Regions from separate parts of the Homo sapiens genome. Here region 1 is linked to region 2. The links are chromatin contacts, found by Hi-C or POLR2A ChIA-PET in ENCODE. All regions are on one chromosome and are shown on one strand. The core of a region is the stretch at or near the end of the contact, and the rest is flanking DNA. Distances in the headings are between cores, read along the strand shown.

The links. A loop is a pair of places that touch in the nucleus more often than their neighbours do. ChIA-PET counts read pairs that join two places held with the same protein, here RNA polymerase II (POLR2A). Pooled maps may share reads with other maps.
Region 1: a loop to region 2 is called in a map of PC-3, with 2.4 times the contacts of the local background. The contact joins the enhancer-like site here to the promoter of RSRC1 in region 2. A Hi-C loop is called at or near these places in 6 of 168 maps with a recorded cell type or tissue (CD14-positive monocyte, IMR-90, MCF 10A and 3 more) and 12 of 50 pooled maps. POLR2A ChIA-PET finds 5 or more read pairs at or near these places in 17 of 52 experiments (A549, A673, AG04449 and 14 more).

Annotation. Positions count from the first base shown.
Region 1 is chr3:158,159,806-158,166,511 of GRCh38, reverse strand. The region is part of intron 3 of RSRC1 (arginine and serine rich coiled-coil 1); the gene reads right to left. Among named protein-coding and RNA genes, the nearest start is that of RSRC1, 53 kb to the right of the region's middle. RefSeq lists a silencer at 686-886 and an enhancer at 338-1,998. Within about 2 kb of position 5,416, at least 2 of the 41 ENCODE cell types and tissues checked have a DNase peak (open chromatin) inside an H3K27ac peak, as active enhancers do; they include PC-3 and PC-9, where a contact is called at or near this core.
Region 2 is chr3:158,108,470-158,115,767 of GRCh38, reverse strand. It overlaps RSRC1 (arginine and serine rich coiled-coil 1), which reads right to left and starts at 5,679. Exons shown (of 10, transcript NM_001271838.2): 1 at 5,545-5,679. RefSeq lists enhancers at 5,106-5,155, 5,017-5,516, 5,366-5,715, 5,517-6,018.

The DNA of each region.
Region 1 (6,706 bases), core at 4,167-6,666, 51 kb before region 2:
ACATTTTTCATAACAAAAGGGCATAATTGACCGTTATTTTATTAGCCTACAATTTGCTTCACCTCTGTTTTCTTAAACCTTTCTAATGGCATATATATCTTGACAACCTCCCACACATGGTTATGATTACGTGTAACAAGACAACAAGCTCATTGAAAACCTTTACAGATGCTTAGCTAATGGGATGTCACATTAAATCTGATATCATATGATTAAAAAACTTTATATCAATTATATTATAAAGAATGACACACTATTTAAAATTGACATTCAAAGATTTCTAAATTATTTCGATAAAAGCACTACATTACTAATATACTTATTTAAGAAACTTTTAAAAGTAAATGTAGACATTACCCAGCTTATCCCCGTCACACAATTTGCCTGTTATCATGTGTCCTTGTGGGGATAGGTGCAAAAAATATGTATAGCTTTCAACATCTTAGATATAGATGCTTCTAACTACAAAACTCTGGTAAATGTCAGAATTGGATTTGACTACTTCTTACTTCCTCTCTTAATGCTTAATGACTAATTCCTTAGAGATGTCCTTAAAAGCCCTAAAATGTTGTCCTTGAGTAGAAACTTTCACCAGCAATCAATCAGGAGCAAATTAGATGATTGTGTTGAAATGTACTACACTGTTTAAGCTAATAAATGAATGAAGAAAGGTAGTATATGGAAACATATGCCACTACACTGAAGTTGCTAAAAGGGTTTGTTGGAAGAATATTTTGTTTCCAGTGGAGCAAATATGGAATAAGAAGAGACAGTGATAAAAGAATACCAAGTCATATGGAAATCCAAATATAGTGACAGACACAATTATTTTACTAATTGCTAATGAATACAGTCAAGTGGCTTCAAAAAGCAAAACTTCGCTTGGACTACTTCAGGTTTTGACCTCTGCACAAGAAAATGCATTTAAGCTGAAGCCCACCAAAATTGATTAACGGCGCCAGCCAAGGCCAGCATGTAGTTGAAGCTTTTTCCATCTATCACATGGCCCCAAGGATAGTTAAATGAACCTTAAAATGGCTACAAACAGCTCAATGACTACACAGAGTCCTGCCAATTAGAAATAATTAGGCAGTCATTTTGGTGGTAAGTCTTTTTAAGTGCATACATAACGATGCAATGATGCTTATTAACGATCTCATATGAGCTATGCTCAAACAGCCTGAAATAATTATGCAACTATCACAAAGCCTTGCTCATCTCTGTACTTCACCTTAATGCATTTAAAAATCCACTTCATTACCTCCAGTAATTAATCCTCCATTAATTGCAGGAAAAGCTCAGTTTACCAAGCTTCATTTCTAATTATCTTATAAATAGTTATGGTTCTAATTAATGTGTTCATTAAGATGAATATCTTTCTCAAAGCCATGCTCAGAGCAAAGGTTCCGCTTATTCTCTCAAAACCCTAACTAGCCATAAGGTGAGGCCATTTTGGTTGCATTTGCTTTTATTTTAGTATACTCAACCTCCTAATTGGCATTTAAAATCTAATTTGGAGAAACTTCAAGAAGGCTATATAGGGAGAAACAGGGACAAAAAGATATTTTCCAACTCTTTTCCAATCAATAATCTTAAAACCTTAATAGGAGAACTTTAGTGCATCTATCTTTTTTTATAAATATTGACTAATATGCTTAAGTACTATATCCAAGTGAATTTAAATTCTATACAAACTTAGCTTTGGCCCCTTCTCTTCAATTAGAAAACAAGACAAGATAAAATATGCTATTAAAACAAATGCATTTAAATTTATATTCAGTTACCTAGCTAAACTGCCACTATAAAACAATTTCTCAATGTAAATTGTCAGCCATCAAAGAGAAAACTTACACATATCCTGGGATCACCAATATTTCACATCATTTTATAAGCATAGCTACCTACATGCTTTTTAAAAACAGAAATATAATTCTGCGCCACAAAGTATACAGCACTTAAACAAAGAAAAAAAACACTGGCTATAATTTAAAAGCTAAAATACAATATAAAATCATTCTTTTTGTAATCATAAATATTTTTATAATTTTGTAGATGTTTAAATAAGTGTATACATAGTTTGGAAGCACAAAAAGTATTCTTAATATTTAAAAAATCAAATTTAATTTTATATGAATAACAAAAACAATTTATTTGGAAAATCAAGTAAAATCTTGTTTTAAAAAAAAAAGAACAGTTATCAGTGTAATAATCCTGGCAGTTAATAATAAAGCTATAGTTCGACATATGATAGATGTCTCCTGCTTCTCTGTAATTTGCGTTTGCTCATTAATCTTCCCTCCTTGTCTTTTTCCATGTAAGATAAGCCTATAGAAGTTTCATTTATGAATTAAAACAAATATATGTGCATTCAACAGGCAAAATTCAGAGAAGAAAGTTTCTTCACAGAGAATTTATAAGTAAAATTTTGAGGATAAATTTTTCTAGACTAGACTTTTAAAATATACTTTACAGAAAACACTGTGGCTTGTGTTCCCACATTTAAATTTCTGATTATAGAGACAGATTCAATAAAATTTGTTAGAAGTACAGATGAAGACTTATAGTAAGGGAAGATCTCATATCTTTTATAGCAACATTCATTCATTCATTCATTTATTCTTCTACGTTCTATTTACTTTTCACGGTGCTGGGAATACAGTGCTGAGTAAGACAAGCACCAGCTCTGACATAATGAAGTTGAGTCTAATCCTTTTAAAGTACAACACTCTTGCTAACATTAAAAAAAAAAAAATTGCTATAAAGGGTAGCAAAGGTAGAAACAGATTGATTTTGGCCATAATTATCAATTATTATAATATGGATGTGTATGATGTACTCCTTGACACTCAGAGTGTAAATGTCCTACTATATCCAAAAGATCCTTGAAAGAAAACATCTTCACCCATCCATCTTTGGAATGCTGAACCAAACACAACACAGGTACCAAGCTGTACTGTTATAACAAAAAAAGTACGTAATTCAGAGAGACATGAATATAAATAGATCTATGAGAACAGTAGTTTTGCTGTACCTATCTTCTAAATTTCAACCTCTTCAATGACACCTGACTTAGTAGCCCAGAGCAGTAATCTTCAAGTCTTGGCTTTGTAACACCCTAAAATGTCTACAGCAACTTCAAAATGGGAATCATTAAATTCTCACCACAAAACATTAACTCACTATCAGTCTTTAAAAATATTATTTCAGGCCACATGAGGTGGCTCACCCCAGTAATGCCAGCATTTTGGGAGGCAGAGGAGGCAGGAGGATCACTTGAAGCCAGGAGTTTGAGACCAGCCTGGCCAACATGGTGAAACCCCATCTCTACTAAAAATATAAAAATTAGCCAGCTATGCTGGCGGTGCCTGTAATCCCAGCTACTAGGGAGGCTGAGGCATGAGAATCACTCGAACCCATGAGATGAAGGTTACAGTGACCTGAGATCACGCCACTGTACTCCAGCCTAGGGGTGCAGGATGAGATTCCATCTCAAAAAAGAAACAAAAAATTATTTCAAGAGGAAAGGGAAAGGAGAGCAAGTGATAACAAAATAACACAATATCCAAAAGATTAGAAATTATTCTTCCTTTTTACCTGGAAGAGTTAACGAATATCATTTCTGTTTCTCCTGAAGAGTTCAAATTTTAGAATACTTAACTTTTCCACTCTCTTCCTTTTTACTGCCCTACTCCTCCCCACAATCCAATCTAAAGAAACAAAGTCAATGAACATCTTCAGTAATACAACAAAGCTTTCTATAATTACCTGACTAATAGCAAAACAATAACGCTGATATCAGCCCCTCAGAATATGTTCTCTTTTTGGTCAAAACAAATTTCCTCCAGGCCCTGTATCAATATTCTTATCCATATAAATGAGCTAGAAGCAATGGTTCCTTACAGGTAATAATATCTGAAAAAAGTAAGCAATGCAAAGGCTTAGATTTTAATAAACCAAGTTAATGAATTTACAGAGTTAACACCCCTCCCAATTTGATTAGGATTTAAATTGAGGTCTAAGTAAAAATGGTGATTATCCTAACTACTCCATTGAATGTTATATTAATTCTTTATCATTACAGATACTAATGACCAAAAAAAAGGAAACCATTAGATACCATTAACATGCTCTTTCCTCCCCCAGTTATTGAAAAAGATGGAAAGTATATACCAGTAGGCCCGACTAAAAAAGTATATTCTTTGAAAAGACTTCCAGAGCTCAGTACAGCGTCAGTTGATGTCATTTAGTCTCCAGGTATTTAAGATATAAAAATCTAAACAGTATCTTTCACAGACATGATTTACTTAGAGTATTTTGAGAAGCCACCCAAAACATTAAACAAAAAAGAAAGCTGTTTATCAGTTGTATTTTCTTTATAAGATCCATCAAGATTTTGGCAGTTTCTATTATTCAGATAAAGTCATTTCTCCCACTCCCACCATAGGCAGAGCTCAGTAAATGGTTATTTCATTACTCCCTACCACGTAGCTAAACACACAAATACATTACATTATATTTTTCTTTTCTTTGTTGAGATGGGGTCTCACTCCGTCACCCAAGCTGGAGTGCAGTGATACGATTTGCTTCACTTCTGTTTTCTTAAACCACTTTTGATAAGAGCTTTTAAAAATTTTGAGCCCCCCCTTGCCTTTTAATTGATGAGATCTTTGATTCATGAATTAATCATCTTTCAGGCATGTTTCTGTTTGTAGCCACACATTTTATTTTATGTATGTATGTATGTATTTTTGAGACATGGTCTCACTTTGTCACCCAGACTGGAGTGCAGTGGCGTGATCTCAGTTCACCATAACCTCTGCCTCCCAGGTTCAAGCGATTCTCCTGCCTCAGCCTCCCAAGTACCTGGGATTACAGGCTTGTGCCGTTACTGCCAGCTAATTTTTTCATTTTTAGTAGAGATGGAGTTTCACCATGTTGGCCAGGCTGGTCTCAAACTCCTGACCTCAAACGATCCACCTGCCTCAGCCTCCCAAAGTGCTGGGATTACAGGCGTGAGCCACAGCACCTGCCCCACACATTTAAAATTAGTATTCTTCCTTGCCCTTGACTTTGAGCTTAGACCCATGATTTGCTTTGGCCAATGAAATGTTGGCAGAAGTGACATTTAGCAGAGGACTTACATTTGCTTAGGAAGTTGGGCTTGTTTTCCTTTTGTCTAAGAAAAACCTGTTTTGAGTAGGGGCTGATCCAAGGAGGATGAAAGAGACAGGAACAGAGCTGATCTCAACACCCAACTTGGAGACAAACCCAAGGAGCCCAGCATAGATCAGAAGAGGCCCAGCTGACTCACAGATGTCTCTGTGAGCAATAAATACTTTTTGTGTGTGCCACTGAGTTTTGAAATGGTTTACTATGCAGCATTATTGTGTCAATAGCTGACTAATATAAAGACATTAGCACTAGAGGGTATTCAGGCTCTGGAACTAGTTAGTCTTCCTGCTCTGCCAAGGGGGAAAAAAAGAGTAAACCTAGTGAACAACAGTGAATAAGCACAAGAACAACTGTTTGAAAGCAGAAGTAGTGTGAATTCCCAGCTCTAGCCATATAAGTAAGAGCAAATTATTTGACCTCTGTAAGTCTGTTTCTTCATCTGTTAAATGAAGGTAATATACAGACTTAGAAAGTTAAGGTGATGCTGACAATCAAATAAAGTAACCTAGGATGATAACATAATTCCACAATTCCTAGCATAGAGTAGATGCTAAAAAAAACTTTAACTTCAATTTTATTTTTCTTCTTGAAGTCAAGCTATTTAAGAAAATTTCCAACACACCATCACAAAATGTTTACTACATGCAAATAAGTAATCCCACTTTTTTAAACTAAACTTCAAAGTAAACACCCATTAAAGTAGTTTTAGAGTAGTTATTTTTATATCAGAAAAGAGCCCTTCCCTTTCTCTCGGATCTTACTAATCACTTTTCTCCTTCCTGGTATAAATCTTGAATTTTCATGACAATTTATTTTTCTACAGGAAAAACAGAATTCTGCTTGTTTAATAGGCACAATTCCCCTATCTTTTCCTTCCCACATTTCTCTATATGTATTCCACCCCTTCCTCAAAAAAGGTAGCAAATAGCTAAGACATCAATATACATTTTCTCCATTTTGGAAGAAAGGGGTAGATTCATCAAATAATACTTATAAAATCATTTGAGTTATTCAGAAGATGTACTATACAAATTAAAACTTAGTAGTAGAAATTTATTTTAAAATTTTTAATAAGTGAATGGCTTGGGGCATTGAAGATTTCTTTAAAAAACAGCGCCTTCAGGAAAGGTCAGAGACACAGACACAATCATTCATCTTAAAAGACTTCAGGGGATGTTTTAATAACTACCTGTGGCAGGATCTCTCTCATATTCATTATAAAATTCCCAAGGCAGATTTTGCCTTCTCATTCATACTCACAAATAAACAAAATGGAGACCCCATCAAATGTAGTGTGAGTAGATACATTTAAACACCAGTTGTTTTTATCAGTGCATTCATTACCACAGTTTGCAATAGAGAGATAAAAGCTTCATAGGACTGAAGCGATCAAACACTCACACACACGCACACACCCACATACATGGCATTAAGCAAAGATAACTGAAGCTATGTGATATTACTTTTAAATGCTTGGGCACAAACAAAATCATGACTGAAAAATGACTAGTAGCTCGTAAGTCAAATAATGATC
Region 2 (7,298 bases), core at 4,430-6,929:
AAAACAATTTATCTCAGTGGATTGAATGAAGAAGCAGATATGAGAATCCAGCCATCTTCTATTAAACCAGACATTAGAGATTTGCAAAAAAGGAAAATAGGCCACTTTTCTCACTAAGTTTGTTTTGGAAAACACAGTTATTTTTCATATCAAAGATACTATTTATGTTACCATATTTTGGGTTTATTGTTATTAAATGAATTCATGAAGATTTCAAAATTTCGTTTTAATTAATAAGGTAAATATTCATAGATATAATCCAAATAAATGTTATTGGAGTCCTCAACAATGTTTCAGAGTGTAAAGAGACCCTAAGACTAAAATGTTTGAGAACCTCTGCTCTAAGATACCTACAGTCATTCCCATTCTCTATTTCTGTCCTTTATACTACATCTCTGAGTAAGGCACAAACAAGCAGAAAAAAAGGAAGGGACACAGATCTATCTGTCTTGGGGGTGACCAAAAAGAGAGAACAGGAGAAGGCGAGTATAAATTTTTTATTTGTTCTAATTACAAACAACATAATTTATCCATAATAGAAGGCTGGTTGATTACATTTAACACAGGTTAATGAAAGATAACAAAAGTCCTTCCTTGGAACATACCTCAAAATAACAAGAGCCATTTACAACAAACCCACAGCCAATATCATACGGAATGAGAAAAAGCTGGAAGAATTCCTCTTGAAAACCAGCACAAGACAAGGATGTCCTCTCTCACCACTCCTATTCAACATAGTATTGAAAACTCTGGCCACAGCAATCAGGCAAGAGAAAAAAAACAAAGGGTATTCGAATAGGAAGACAGGAAGTCAAATCGTCTTTGCAGATGACATAATCCTATATCTAGAAAACCTAATCATCTCAGCTCAAAAGCTTATTAAGCTGACAAGCAACTTCAGTAATGTTTCAGGATACAAAATCAATGTGCAAAAATCACTAGCATTCCTATACACTAACAACAGACAAGCAGAGAGCCAAATCATGAATGAACTCCCATTTACAACTGCTATAAAAAGAATAAAATACCTAGGAATACAGCTAACAAGGGAAGTGAAGGACCTCTTCAAGGAGAACTACAAACCACTGCTCAAGGAAATCAGAGAGGACACAAACAAGTGGAAAAACGTTCCATGCTCACAGATAGGAAGAATCAATATCGTGAAAATGGCAATACCACCCAAAGTGACCTAAAGATTCAATGCTATTCCCATCAAACTACCATTAACATTCTTCACAGAATCAGAAAAAAAAACTATTTCAAAATTCATATGGAACCAAAAAAGAGCCCATATAGCCAAGACAATCCTTAGCAAAAAGAACAAAGCTGGAGGCATCATGCTACCTGACTTCAAACTATACTACCAGGCTACAGTAGCCAAAACAGCATGGTACTAGTATAAAGACAGACACATAGACCAATGGAACAGAATAGACAACTCAGAAATAAGACCGCACATCTACAACCATCTGTTCTTTGACAAACCTGACAAAAACAAGCAATGAGGAAAGGACTCCCTATTTAATAAATGGTACTGGGAGAACTGGCTAGCCATATGTAGAAAATTGAAAGTGGACCCCTTCCTTATATCTTACACAAAAAATTAACTCAAGATAGATTAAAGACTTAAATGTAAAACCCAAAACTATAAAAACCTTAGAAGAAAATCTAGGCAATACCATACAGGACAAAGGCACGGGCAAAGATTTCATGGCAAAAACGTCAAAAGCAATTGCAACAAAAACAAAAATTACAAATGGGATCTAATTAAACTAAAGAGTTTCTGCACAGCAAAAGAAATTATCATCAGAACGAACAGACAATCTATAGAGGAAAATTTTTGCAACCTATACAACTGACAAAGGTCTAATATCCAGAGTCTATAAGGAAGTTAAACAAATTTGCAAGAAAAAAAAAGGAATCCCATTAAAAAATGGGCAAAGAACATGAACAGACACTTCTCAAAAGAAGTCATTTATGCAGCCAACAAACATATGAGAAAAAACTCAACATCACTGATCATTAGAGAAATGCAAATCAAAACTACAATGAGATATCATCTCATGCCAGTCAGAATGCAATTATTAAGAAGTCAAGAAATGGCCTGGCACAGTGGCTCACACCTGTAATCCTAGTACTTTGGGAGGCTGAGGGGGGTGGATCACGAGGTCAGGAGATGGAGACCATCCTGGCCAGCATGGTGAAACCCTGTTTCTATTAAAAATACAAAAATTAGCTGGGCGTGGTGAAGCGTGCCTGTAATCCCAGCTACTCAGGAGGCTGAGGCAGGAGAGTTGCTTGAACCAGGGAGTCAGAGGTTGCAGTAAGCCGAGATCGCACCACTGCACTCCAGCCTGGTGACAGAGTGAGACTCCCGTCTCAAAAAAAAAAAAAAAGTCAAAAAACAACAGATGCTGGCAAGGCTGTGGAGAGACAGGAACACTTTTATTAATAAACTGTTGGTGAGAATGTAAATTAGTTCAACCATTGTGGAAGATGATGTCACAGGCATTGTCCAGAACGGGTGATACTTTGAGGAATCAGCAGTGTGGTGATTCCCCAAAGACCTAGAACCAGAAATACCATTTGACCCAGCAATCCCATTACTGGGTATATATCCAAAGGAATAGAAATCATTCTGTTATAAAGACACATGCACGTTTATGTTCACTGCAGCATTATTCACAATAGCAAAGACACAAAATCAAACTAAATGCCCATCAATGATAGACTGAATAAAGAAAATGTGGTACATATACATCACAGAATATTATGGAGCCACAAAAAAAGAATGAGATCATCATTTGCACGGACATGGATGGAGCTGGAAGCCATTATACTCATCAAACTAACGCAGGAAGAGAAAACCAAACACCGCATATTCTCACTCATAAGTGGGAGCTGAATATTGAGAACACATGGACCTGGGAGGGGAACAACACACAATGGGGCCTGAGGTGGGGGCATGGGGGAAGGGAGAGCATCAGGAAAAATAGATAACGCATGCTGGGCTTAATATTTAGGTGCAGTAAACCACCATGGCACATGTTTACTTATGTAATAAACCTCCACATCCTGCACATGTACCCCAGAACTTAAAATAAATCCTTCCTTAGAGAAACCAAGAAAAGTTTGAAAAACCAGTGTGACAAAACTATAAATATTTCAAGTGACACATTTACATTTCAGAAAAATTACACTGAAATATAATTAATCCCAATAAAAGAAAGCAAAAGGTCACCATATTTCTTTGTTATAGTTAACTTCAAACATTTATTCACAAAAGGGAGTGAATACTAACAGCAAATCACAAAGTAGATCCCAAAATTGTCTTCTCTATAAATGACAGGTACTGAAGTCCTACTCACCACCACAGACATAAACTTACCCCTGGATTTCCATAATATCATCAGCATGTAATTAAATATACTTGCCAATTCAAGACATGGTAATCAATTTATATTACATAGTCCTAGTAAGGAAGAATTCTTTATACTTAACTCCACCAGTAAGGTGCAATGAATGGAAAGACACATTGATAGTTCTTTCTGATAAGGGCAATGAATGATGAATGGAGCACAGGCTTTTAGAGTCCTACAAGCTGACAATTTTCAATCTATCTGTAGGTGAAAGAGACAACATGGGACAGAGCTCCTATAGCTCTTGGTTTCCTGTTCTCACTCTAGTTCTTCCTGGTTGTAGCCTCGTGGTTGCAAAACTCACCCAACAACTCCCACTACAGAACTGAAGCCATGGCATGTAATGACTACAGGAGGAGATCAATTTACAGAAATATCTTAATGTAAAGTTCACGTGCCTGATTGAAGAGGTAAAGCCAACATGTGGTCATTCAAGAAAAGAGAACTCAAAGGACTACACAAGTAGTTCCTTTGTCCAGTTATTGATAAGGGTACAAGAAGCAGTTATCTCTTTCAGAAAACAGGCAATCAGTTTGAAGAACAAAGATTTCCAAAGGACATGATAGCTTATAATTACTTCTCCACTACTCACTCAGTATATCAAACTATAATTTTCTTGATTCTGGACACATGGCCAGAAAAAGTGAAAACAATGGTTATTTCAATGGGAAATCCACCTCAAAGAAGAAAAGTAAAACTGGGGTGAAAACTAACATATTAAGAAATCCATAAACAAGTACACAACTCTTTATCTCAAAAGAGATAAAGAATTCTGTCAAAACACTTCTCCCATCACAATTAAAAACTTGCAAGCATCTCTCTTTTTAAAAAAGCATGATCAATCATAGGAATTTATCCCCAATGGTTTGAACATGAAAGCAGGAAATACAACTATAGATCTACTATAAACAACCCGCTTTCAGAACTTTTCCAATTCATAACACCCCTCTTTGTGAGACTGGTTGAGTTGGCAAGGCCAATTAACAGAAGGTGCCAGCTGTTTTTGTCGTTTCAGATTCTGACATTTTTAGCCCTCTTATTGAAAAACATAAAGTGTTATATCACTTAGCATGAAATCTTTGCCTGCAAAGAAAGTGAATATTTATAAACTCTAAGACTAGAGAGGCTCTTAAAGGATACCTAGTTTCCCCCAAGGTTGCAACTGTCACACCTGCTCCAAATCTTAAACCTGGGAACTCTGCTTACCTCCTTCACTTAGAACTTTTATAATACATCTAAGTTCAAAGATGACAACTCGAATGCTTTCTTGTGACAACATAAGACATTTGAATTTATTTATCTACTACCTAGTTAGCTGGAACACAATTGGGTTACTGCTAATTCTGAAAGTGTAAAAAAATATTTTTTTGTTTAGGTTTCCAGTGTGCATTTAAAGATACACAACCTCTGAGAGAGAAATTACGTCAAGGTTAACCTAAAATCAAGAGCAGGCAACATGCCTTACGGTGCATTGTAACATCTTGCAAAAGTAAACAGAGCCATATGCTCTTGGTCACATGCCACCAGTACAGAAGTCAAAGGAATATATAGTGTGTTTAAGGCGAGCATATTTATATTTCAAGAGAGGAACATCTATTTCACCCTGCACCACTTCTCTCAGCAAGCCAGTGTGAGCCAGAAAGGGTAGGGCGGAATCAGAAAGAGAGCTGGATCTAAGGCAGGGACAGTGGAGTGGATGGGATAGAGGGCACCAGAATCCAGCCTCCCTCTTGCTCCACCCTACCTAGAGCTAGTGAGGAAGCGCCAGGCTTATATTGCAAGATGAGCCAGGAAACCCAAAAGCAGCTATGAAGAACCAGGAACGTGGGGCGAGGGGAGGAGTCGGCGAACTCTCCGACATGTCCTCAAGACAGAAGGCCAAGCTTGAGGCCTGCGGCCACCCACCCACCCTACAGCCACCAGCCTTGACCCAAGGAGTCCGGAGCCTCCCAGGTGCGGGACGCATGCGCACGGTGACACTGCGCACGCCCCGAGGCCGCAGCCCACCCTCCACAGACACTGAGCCGCAAACTGCGCCAGGCCCCGCGTCGCCTCTCGCCGGATCAGGGCCTCGGAGCTCCGCAGCCACGGCTGCCGCTCCCCAGGCCCTGGTCGTGGGCATCACCTGGGTCCAGACCTTTGGGCTCACACCTCCCGTTGACGTGCAAGCGCCGCAGTCCCTGAGTCGTTTCTTTAGATCAGGGCGCCGCCGGCGTCCACCGAACTTGCTTCAGTTTAAGCTCAGCGCCTTCCTGGTTCTAGCGCCAGGCAGCTTCAGCCGAGATATCGAGTGCATCGATGGACGCTGCCAGGCGCTGGGAATGCCGAGGGAGTAGATTGTAACGCGGCCGATTTTTTGTTTGGCGTTTGTTTTGCGTGCCTGTTTATTTTGATTTTATTGTTACCAAAAGCAATAAAGGTGGGACTGGAGAGTGTTATTGTCTTAGTAGTCGTCGTTATCGTCATGGGTAATCAGTAAACAAATCTGCATCGTAGGAAGTTTTGTTTATGACACCTACCCGAAACAAAATTGGTTATCTCACGCTGGGGGAGGGGGAAACTCGCCCAACGATAATAAATCATGGGAGTGTGTCTGTATAGAGTCGTGTGTGATTAAATTGTAATGATTTATTTGCAAAAATGCATTAAAAGTCGGTGTTTCTTCTGCCCTGAAGGTGAAGGCACTCACAAGTTGAGTGCAAATTAGTTTCTCAGATTAAAGTAACTGGTTAGTAGAGGAATAGGAGAGAGCTGCCTGAGGCGAGGCGGGGAGCGGTTTCTTCTGAAAGAGAACTCAAATTTATAGGTGTGTGGAGTTTTTTTATTTAAACCAATAGAAATTAAAGAGACTCAGCATTTTCTGTAATTCATACTACATTACTTATTTTTCCTTACATGGAAATTTTTTCCTCATTTACTCTTAAGCAAAGCTAAAAAGATAAATAAATTGTTGGCCTGGGTTTTGGTCGACTATGAGAATCAACTCATTCACCACTGCTAGATAACCAAGCTACAGTTTTCCGCAGACATTTGAGATGGTGAAAAATCACCTCCACAATATATTTTTCGTAAATAATGTACCTTAACTAGCCAGTTTTGAGGCACCGTTTTAAAACTTAACTACTACAACACTACGTGTATATTTTAAATAATTCAAGAGCTGGGGAAACCCTTGGGGTCCTGAATTTTATTGGAACCTGTGCATCTGTCCACAGACTGTCAGCTGAGCTTTACCATAAATGCTTTTTTTTTTTTTTAAACAAAAACTGTATTTTGAAATGCCCTGTTTCTGGAAGATATTTGCTGTTTAATGAAACAACATCATTGGAACTTTGTGAGCATTTATTAATGTATGAATTTAAAACCTTGAAATATTTTTTAAAGTAACTTCCCTTAGGCCAGTGGAAATCTGTGGTCAGACACTAAAGATTTCTCATGGCTCCATCTGTTATCAACACTACTATTCCTAAATATGCAATGAGCCAAAAAGCTGAGATCATGGGAAAATTTATTGGTTTGAATTACACAATAGTTGTGTCTGTGACTTCCCTGATTACCTTCAAAGTGGTCATCTTTCCCTCAAGCTCAGTAGATGAAATATGACTTCAAACCTAAAAGTCATGTACTTAAAAAGGCAAACAAGTAGCTGGTGGGTCTCCTGATTCCTTAACCGACTTCTAACAGTGGTTATTTTTGAGTTATTTGTGAATATGTATTTAACACCTCAGTTTGAGAGCACCTTGAGCACCGTATCCTCTTAGCTCTCCCTATTACTGGCCCTTCTGCTAAATAATCTTAAAAACAGATTTTCATAAAGGACTAAAGTTGTATGATTATTTTCCTCTGATAATATCAGAAAGTAGTTACAAAGAGTAACCC